2 separate regions of the Homo sapiens genome follow, and region 2 is linked to region 1. Evidence: chromatin contacts called from ENCODE Hi-C or POLR2A ChIA-PET data. All regions are on one chromosome and are shown on one strand. Each heading gives the region's core, a stretch centred on a gene start or an enhancer-like site at or near the end of the contact. The rest is flanking DNA. Distances are from core to core; before and after follow the strand shown. Region 1 holds the start of SH3PXD2A-AS1 (SH3PXD2A antisense RNA 1). Region 2 overlaps STN1 (STN1 subunit of CST complex).

The links. Hi-C counts contacts between places; a loop is a spot of excess contacts on that map. ChIA-PET counts read pairs that join two places held with the same protein, here RNA polymerase II (POLR2A). Pooled maps may share reads with other maps.
Region 2: a loop to region 1 is called in a pooled map, with 2.1 times the contacts of the local background. The contact joins the enhancer-like site here to the promoter of SH3PXD2A-AS1 in region 1. A Hi-C loop is called at or near these places in 5 of 50 pooled maps. POLR2A ChIA-PET finds 5 or more read pairs at or near these places in 5 of 52 experiments (GM12878, T-cell, activated CD4-positive, alpha-beta T cell and 2 more).

The regions. Positions count from the first base shown.
Region 1 is chr10:103,744,734-103,749,055 of GRCh38, forward strand. SH3PXD2A-AS1 (SH3PXD2A antisense RNA 1) reads left to right here and starts at 2,046. Exons shown (of 3, transcript NR_038940.1): 1 at 2,046-2,363. All of the region lies in intron 3 of SH3PXD2A (SH3 and PX domains 2A), which reads right to left. RefSeq lists enhancers at 1,091-1,612, 2,029-2,529, 2,530-3,030.
Region 2 is chr10:103,906,556-103,910,877 of GRCh38, forward strand. STN1 (STN1 subunit of CST complex) reads right to left here. Exons shown (of 10, transcript NM_024928.5): 3 at 3,972-4,067. Among named protein-coding and RNA genes, the nearest start is that of STN1, 9.5 kb to the right of the region's middle. RefSeq lists enhancers at 1,148-1,749, 1,613-1,742, 1,794-1,938 and a cis regulatory region at 1,866-1,868. Within about 2 kb of position 1,901, at least 38 of the 41 ENCODE cell types and tissues checked have a DNase peak (open chromatin) inside an H3K27ac peak, as active enhancers do; they include GM12878, where a contact is called at or near this core.

The DNA of each region.
Region 1 (4,322 bases), core at 796-3,295:
CATGCAGGTTCCGGAAAGACACAATCCCCATAGCGAAGGTCAGCAGCCTGAGGCATACTGACACCATGCCCTGAGTTCTGGCTCCCATGAATCTCTCTTTAGAGCCAAGATGCTGCCTCTGGCTTGAAGTCTAGCATGGTAGACATTGGTAGGTTTTGTCTGCCAGCTTTTAATTATTACAGTGCCCGATTTTCTTTTGGGAAACAATCCCTCCTTCATTCTCAGTCCATGGGATTTCAGTGGGGTTGATCCCATCCCAAACTCTGGGGCTGATCATTAAGTACAGTCCAGCCATGGGCATGCAACCCACATTGGTCCAGTGGGAATCAGCCTGGGACTACTGCTGGAACTACCAGGAAGAGATGTGTTCTCTCTCTACAGCTGCTAACTCATAAATGCCAAGCCCCAAGCTGCTAGGAAGCATCTTTATGTATCTCTGTTACCACCTGGGGGAAGCCTATCAGAGAATTAAGTCAACAGAAAAGACAGCAAAGCTGAGGGCTTAAGAGACACAGATTTGGTCCCCTAGATCCAGCTATGCCTGAAACCATTACTCTTGGTTTTCAGTTATGTGAACCAATAAGTTTCCCCTTTTTTCTTAAGCCAGATTGAGATGGGTCTATTTCTTGTCACCAGGAGAGTCCTGACTGGTACATCTGGCTCTGCCAGTTACTGTTATGTGACAGGGGATGAGTCATAACCTATTCGAATGCTAGTTTCCTCAGACTACAAAATGGGAGGCAGTAATGTCTAATGCAAAGGACTATTACGAGGAGCCAGTGAATGAGTCTGTAAAAGCATTTAGCATGGAGCCCAGCCCATGGCAAATGGTGAACAAATGGGATCTCTTATGAGTTGACACTTCCAGGTCAAGGAGGTGGGATGGGGTGGGGTGGGCCCTGCCTGTCTCCTTGCTGGCCACGTGGAATCCAAGTACCAGAAGCATTTCCCAGGCACCCAGTCCATCCACCTGGCTTCCCACCAAGGCCAAACACGAGCTCCCCTCAGCCTGCGGCTGCCCTTCCTGATTCACCCAACCCATAAACACATCTGTGTCTCCCACACGGCTTCCGTTTCTCGGAGGCCCAACTCAGAGGGCAGAGGACGTGACACAATGGCAAGGAGGCCAATTGTTCATTCCACCCGCCCCCTAGGGGCATTCTAGGGTGACTCACACAGGTGTGTCTGCCCGCTCCAGCACTCCCCACTCCCTCTCCCACACGCCCAGGGAAACACACTTGCAAAAGCCCACTGGGGTTCACGACAGAGTGAAGCCTTCACCCTCCTGCAGCCACGGCTTGCTTGCAGAAAGCATCAGCGCACCTTGGAGGGAAGAACGATCTCCCAAATTCTGGTTCGGAGGTTCCCATACCCAGTAAGCAGAGCCAGGCTGAAGGGAACAGTATCTTTCTCTCCCTCACCCCAGGTGGGTCAACTGGGATTTTATGGGTGTCTGCTAGTGATAAAGCACCTAGTCCCAGGCCCATGGAGGGACTAATACATCTTTGCTGAACCAAATGGAATGGAAGTCTTTTTGAGCAGCATTCTAGAGCAGTGGGACCAGAACCATTTCTTTCTTTTTTATTTTTATTTATTTATTTATTGAGACAGGGTCTTGCTCTGTTGCCCAGCCTGGAGTGCAGGGGAGTGATCTCGGCTCACTGCAATCTCTGCCTCCCGGGTTCAAGTGATTCTCCCACTTCAGCCTCCGGAGTAGCTGGGATTACAGGCATGCGCCACCACACCAGGCTAATTTTTTGTATTTTTTTGTAGAAACTGGGTTTCACCATGTAGCCCAGGCTGGTTTTAAACTCCTGGGCTCAAGCGATCCTCCCAGAGTACTGGGATTACAGACGTGAGCCACTGCGCCTGGCCTCAGAATAATATTCTCAAACCATAACCCTTGCTTAACCCTTTCAGTGACTGCCCAGGGCACTGAGGATAAAATCCAAACTCCCTTCTGTGGCCGGGCAGGATTCAGCTCCTGCCTCTCTCTCCGCCCGCCCATCTCCTGTCACTCTGCCCACGCCACAGACACATCCTGCTCTTCCCCACCTCAGGCCTGTGTGTTCGCTGTCCCTGTTCCTGTTCCTGGAGCACTGTTCCTGCTGCCCTTTGCCCAGCCATTGCCTTGCATCCCTCATTGGGAGGCCTTTGGTGGCCATGTGCCCTCTCTCTCCGGCCTCCGTTGTTTCCCTCCCAGAATCTGCCACCATTGATAATGATCTTCTGAACCTGCCTCTTTACAGCGTTCCCTAAGGACAGAATGCAAGCTTCTTGCAGCCAGTGAAGCCCACGAACGTATCCTCAGGGCCCAGCACAAGGACGGGCACACAGGGACCCCGACCGCGACTTGCTGAAAGGTGAGTGAGTGTGAGTGTGTGTTCACACTGGCTTGCTCTAGGCTGTCTCTCATTTACACACCCCCAGACCCCTGGCAGACTAGCAAATACAGCTCACCCCACACATTAGGGACGGCAGCTTCAGCCAGAGCTGGGGAGAGGGGTGGATTCACCCTCCAGGACGCAGACACAGTGGGGCCAGAGTGTGGTTAGCTCAGAGGCCGGCATCAGGGCCAAGCTGTACCCCCTCCATGTGGGCGTGGGTGTGGTGGGCGTGGTGGGCAGTGGCTCTGTACCCTCCCTGTGGGAGCCGGGAATAAAGGGCCCCATTCAGCCTGTGCAGCCTCGGCTCCTCCCTCCAGGGGAGGCTGCCCTCAGGAAAGACGGTGGGACGCTGGGCAGAGCTTCCTGGCAGCCTCTCCCTGTGGCATGGTCCACAGTGTGGGGGGCTTGGCGAGGGGCACGAGGCCTCTGGAGCTCAGAGAAACACTGCAGAATGGCCCAGCCAGATGAGGAGGCTGTGGGGCAGGCAGATGGAAGTCCTGGGTCGCAGTGATGATGCTGAAAGACACCCACTCACTTCTGAGGCTCTGAGACAGAGGAAAAGCCGCAGGAAGCAGAGGCCTGTCGGTAAAGGGCCCAAAACCACAGGCCTGGCCAGGCCAGCCACAGGGGAGTTTGCCTGGCTCTCTTGGGATGGACACTGTCCACCAAAGCCTGCTTTCATTTTATTTATTTATTTATTTATTATTTTTGTAGAGATGAGGTCTCACTGTGTTGCCTAGGTTGGTCTTGAACTCCTGGGCTCAAGCAATCCACCCACTTCAGCCTCCCAAAGTGCTGAGATTACAGGTTTGAACCACCGCGCCTGTCCCAAAGCCTGCTTTCCTTGAGCTTTGGTTCTGTTGGCAAAACTGAGCCCAGACAGTCAACTCTCTTCATCAACCTCCCACCAGCATTTTCTGTGGTTCCACCCATCTCCTGCAAGGATGGTGACAGTAACATTAAGAGGACGTAACATTCATTGAGCACTTGGTATGTGCTAAGCCCTGTGCCGTGTACTTTATATTTATTATGACAGTTGATCCTCATAACAACCTCTGAGCTACATACTGGGTGCTGTTGTTATTCTCACTTTACAGATGAGTAAACTGAAGGTAAGAAAAGTTGAGTGCCCCGCCCAGGGTTGCAAAGCGAGGAAGTGGTGGAGCTGGGATTGGGTGTGCCACAGTCTCTTTCTTTGGGCAGACTGAACATGCCTAGGCTCCTAATGATTCTGCTATCTTCCTTCCTTTCCCTGAGCCCCGGGCTGTGCAACCTGTGGCCAGCTTTCCTGACGGGGTACATCTCAACCCTACCCCATCCCTGAAAGAAGGGGCAACACGCAACACCCATTCACTCCCTCCCAAATGCTGGCACTGTGCTGGGGGCTGGGCTGTGATGGTGACGGTCCCTGCCCTCGCAAAGGATACTGTGTATGGGCACTGCGCTGTGATGTGTTGGCTGTCATAGGCACACGCAGGAGGGAGACAGGGCTGAGGAAGTGGAGAGAGTGAGACAGGCAAAGGGAAGCGGGAAGAGTGTTCCAGGTAGAGGGAGAGTCTGAGCAGAGGCCCAGAGACTGAAGAGACAGGCACATCTGAGAAGCTGAAGGGAGTCCAGTGGGTACGTGCATCAGGACGCATGCTGGGAGGTCCCTGGGGTGGGGTTATGAAAGGTGCCAAAGAGACTGAATGGCCACACAGAGCACACTGAAGCCACTACAGTTGCATATTCAGAAATGCCTGAGTTCCTGGACCTCCAAGGCCAAGGACCATAATGTTCACGGTGAGAAGACACCAGAACCTTCAGACCCTGCCCGAAGCCCTTCTTCCTGAAGTCTTTCTTTCTTTCTTCTTTCTTTTTTTTTTTTGAGACAGAGTCTCGCTCTGTTACCTCCCAAGTAGCTGATATAACAGGCATGTGCCACCACACCTGGCT
Region 2 (4,322 bases), core at 651-3,150, 160 kb after region 1:
GAGGCTGAGGTGGGAGAATTGCTTGAGCCCAGGAGTTCAAGGCTGCAGTGAGCCATGATCATGCCACTGCACTCCAGCCTGGGCAACAGAATGAAACCTTGTTTCAAAAAATAAAAAATAAATAAAGAGCTCATATAAATTAATAAGAAAAAGATCAACATCACAAGAGAAAAAGTGGCAAAGAAAAGAATATGCGATTCATGGAAGATCTAAAAATGGCCAATAAAAATACATCAGTATAAGTTCACTAGTTACCATTAAGAAAAGCAAGTATACATAATTTATCAACAATGAAATTGACAAATATTAAAAATACTGATACCCTCATATGTCGATAGTGGGAGTATAAATTAGTAACACATTTCTAAAATTTAAATCTTAATGAGCAAGTTTGTAAACAGGCATCGGATTGTGAAATGTAAGCCAGGTGCGGTGGCACATGCCTGCTACTTGGGGGGCTGAGGCAGGATTGCTTGAGTCCAAGAGTTTGGGGCTGCAGTGTGCTATGATTGTGCCTGTGATAGCCACTGCACTCCAGCCTGGGCAACACAGTGAGACCCTGCCTCTTAAAAAAAGTTGTTTTTAAATGTATATATCCTTTGACTTAACAATTACTTCCAGATAAAACAAAAACAAGTACACAGATACATACATCTATGTAAGGCTGTTCACTGTAGTATTCTTTATAATACTGACACTTGGAAATACCTAAATGTTTATAAATATGGAATTGGTTAAAAAAATTACAATGACGTAGTATATGAGAATAAAAAGATATACATGGCTCATTGTAAAATAGAAATATATAATCCAATTTATGTGCAACATTAAACAGTGTATTTTGACAGAAATGATTTTAAGACTTTAAATACTAAGAGCAGTTTCTCTTGGAGTGTGGGGAAGGAACCCCACATTCAATGTATACGTTGACTGTAAGCCTAATTTCAGAAACACTGAGAAATAAATATGCATAATAGTACTAAGGAAATAGGCATTTCTATATTTCTTTGATACTGGGAACATGTTTAGAATGAGGAAGGATGTTCACCCAAACACTGACATTGTTTTGCCTGATTTATAGTGTTTCATATGATTTTTATATACTTCATTAAAATTATCTCTAGTTTGAAATTTTATTTTATAATGAGTAAATACCATTTTAAGAATCCAAAAAATGAATAAGGACATTTTGCGTTAAAAAAATGCATGGCACTTCCAGGCACACCACTTCTCTGTAGGTGAAAAGCTTGATTTATAGTATAATAGAAAGTTAAAAAAAAAAAAATTAGCAGGCCAGGAGCAGTGGCTCACGCCTGTAATCTCAGCACTTTGGGAGGCCGAGGTGGGCAGATCACTTGAGGCCAGGAGTTCGAGACCAGCCTGGCCAACATGGTGAAACTACAACTCTACTAAAAATACAAAAATTAGCTGGGTGTGGTGGTAAGCACCTGTAGTCCCAGCTACTCAGAAGGCTGAGGCAGGAGAATCACTTGAACCCGGGAGGCGGGGGTTGCAGTGAGCCAAGATCACACCACTGCACTCCAGCGTGGGCCACAGAGCGAGACTCCATCTCAAAAAAAAAAAAAAAATTAGCACATGAACATTTGTCCTAGAGAATGCGAGGTCATTCTGGTCTTGACTGTAGCCTTCCAATATTCTAGGTCTAAGCTCGAGTTGCTACCAAGTGTTCTGTGCACTCTGGGCACTGTCACCAACCCCCGGACTTCCCAGTTTGTGACCTCTCCCAGCAGACCCTGTGCCTTGGTGCCCAGAGGTCTGGCTGCTGGAATGCCCCTGAATGGAGGCACCCTTGCAGTGCTGCACAATGTCCTCAGCAGCTACACAGTACCGCCTGGGCCGCTGGCCTTGTTTCAGCTGCGGGATGAGTCAGTGCGAGCAGGAAGCACCCCCAGCACAGGCCTGCGGTGAGTCAGGGGAAGCAGAACCCAGAACAGCAGGGAGCGGCCACCTGGCAGATGGCCCAAAAGCCATATTGTGCCTGAGGACAGCAAGGAGAGGGGCAGTTCTCCACAAGAATTAAAGTTGCAAAAGCCTCTCTACTCTCAATAATTTCAGCAGTCAGATGCTTTTTATTTTCCCAAAGCCCACAGATGTTTCATGCTCCTCAGACACTCACTCAGAGGGAAATGCTTACTGGAGAAGAGGCAATCATAGTGCCTTAATCTTTTTATAATGGGAAAAGAGGTTAAGTGAAGCTCCTTTAGACACAGGCTTAATATCTAGCCTGGTTCTAGGGCCAGGATTTTAAAGTCCTCAAACAGTCTCATTTATTTGATCTGAAAAACAGAAAACTAAAAATCAAATGCAGTTAATTTTTTTTTTTTTGGTGGGTGGGGGATGGAAGAAAGGAGGAGGAGAGAAAAATCAAACTGAGTTATATGGAGACCACAGAACACACTGGAGTCAGTAAACAGAATGGACCCACAAATCTCCATCAGTGGAATCTTGAGTAAGTTACTAAGCCTTAGTTTTCTCATCTACAAAATGGAAATAATACCTGTACTTTCTGTTTCAAAAGACTAGAGGGAGAATAATATGAAATTATGCATATAAAAGTGCTTTACAAACTGAAAGACGCTATTATTTCGTTGTTGGCATTTGGAGAGGAAGCACTGTACTATATACCACAGTGTACTGCCCATAGCTGGATACACTGTAGGAACTTAGTAAATATTTGTTGAGTTGTCTGGAGAAAAAAAGGACCAATATCTTTGGTAAAATAAAGCAGAGAAGAGATTCAGTATGGGAATTTCTGACAGGATGATCCTTTTCAGAATCAAAAAAAAAAAATATATATATATATGTATATATATGTATATATGTATATATATGTATATATGTATATATGTATATATATGTATATATATGTATATATGTATATATGTATATATATGTATATATGTATATATATGTGTGTGTGTATATGTATATATGTATATATGTATATATATGTACATATATATGTACATATATATATGCTGAGAAAAAGCAGAAAAAATAAGCTTTTATTTTTCACATGTTATTTTATTAAAAGCACAAGATAATACTCTTCAGGAAAATGAATACATGTAAAGAAATGCAATAATATTGTATCTACAAATTATCAATCATGCAGGGACTGCCAATGAAACGCTCTTGGTCACAAAGTTCAACTGCCTTCTATCTTTCCTCAAGAAGAGTAAGAATACAAATCCAAGGCACAGCACAAAAAGTGACAATGTCAATTTCAGCAAAGGTTTGGAATTTAAAGTTAAGTTTCCCACAAAATATCTAGCTTGGGCTCTTGATTATAGAGAAGCTTGGAGTTGTACAAGGCAATGTATTAAATGCTTAAAAATCAACTCAATGAAAAAAGAAAGACCTATTACACTAAAATCACATTTGAGCAATTCTCTGGTGTCCAAAATATAGAAACCCTTTATTAAGCTTCCATCATGAGGGAAAATAAACTTTCTGATAATGGGTATTTACCCCTTTGGGTATCAAAAGGCTTTTTGTTAACTGTTCTGGATATAAATATTTTAAAATTATTTTTCACATCTTCCTGTGTTGTTAAAGAATCTACTTTAACATTAATCTGGTCTTCGCTTTTTAAAGTGATCCACATAACCACATATTACCACGCTTTGCTATTTACAGATATACCCTTTGGCATCAGGTGCCCCCCTGCCCGTCCATCGATGCTCATAGGGGGCTGTATTTTAATTCTTCCACTTCTTAGCACCTCAGCAGCTGTCACTTCACTGAATTCATCAGTATCATTCCTACCCGTTGCCTCATTTTATTCTTAGCCCGTGTCTGGGGCTATAAGGGGCACCCCATAGAGAAAGTACATGCCCTTAGTGAGGGTCCCCAGCTACTCTAAATGGCTGGGGCTGCTGAAATCCAACTTTCAGCCCAGAAGGGTCAGCCTTCTACATCAACTTCATTTCAGACACAATTGTTCTTACCTCCATAACTGTAGAAAGCATCTCTTTCTCTCACTCCAATGACAGTTCCCAAGACATCTACCTGTTTTATTGGATGTCCATTGTACAAAAATACACCTAAAATTTAAAAAAAGCAAAGTCGACATAATGTATGATTACATTTTCTGCTTCAATAAATCTTAACTTGTAGGGGGGAAGGGAGTGTAAAAAAATCAATCCATGCTGTTTGCTGAAATTCTAGACTTAAGAATCAGTCCTTGACAAATGACAACGCCCCAAGAAATTCCAATGTCTTTTCCTCACAGGTCCTAAGTAGAAAGCTTGGCATTAAAGCTTGCACTAGACGGGAGAAAACCAACGCTGTCCAACTAG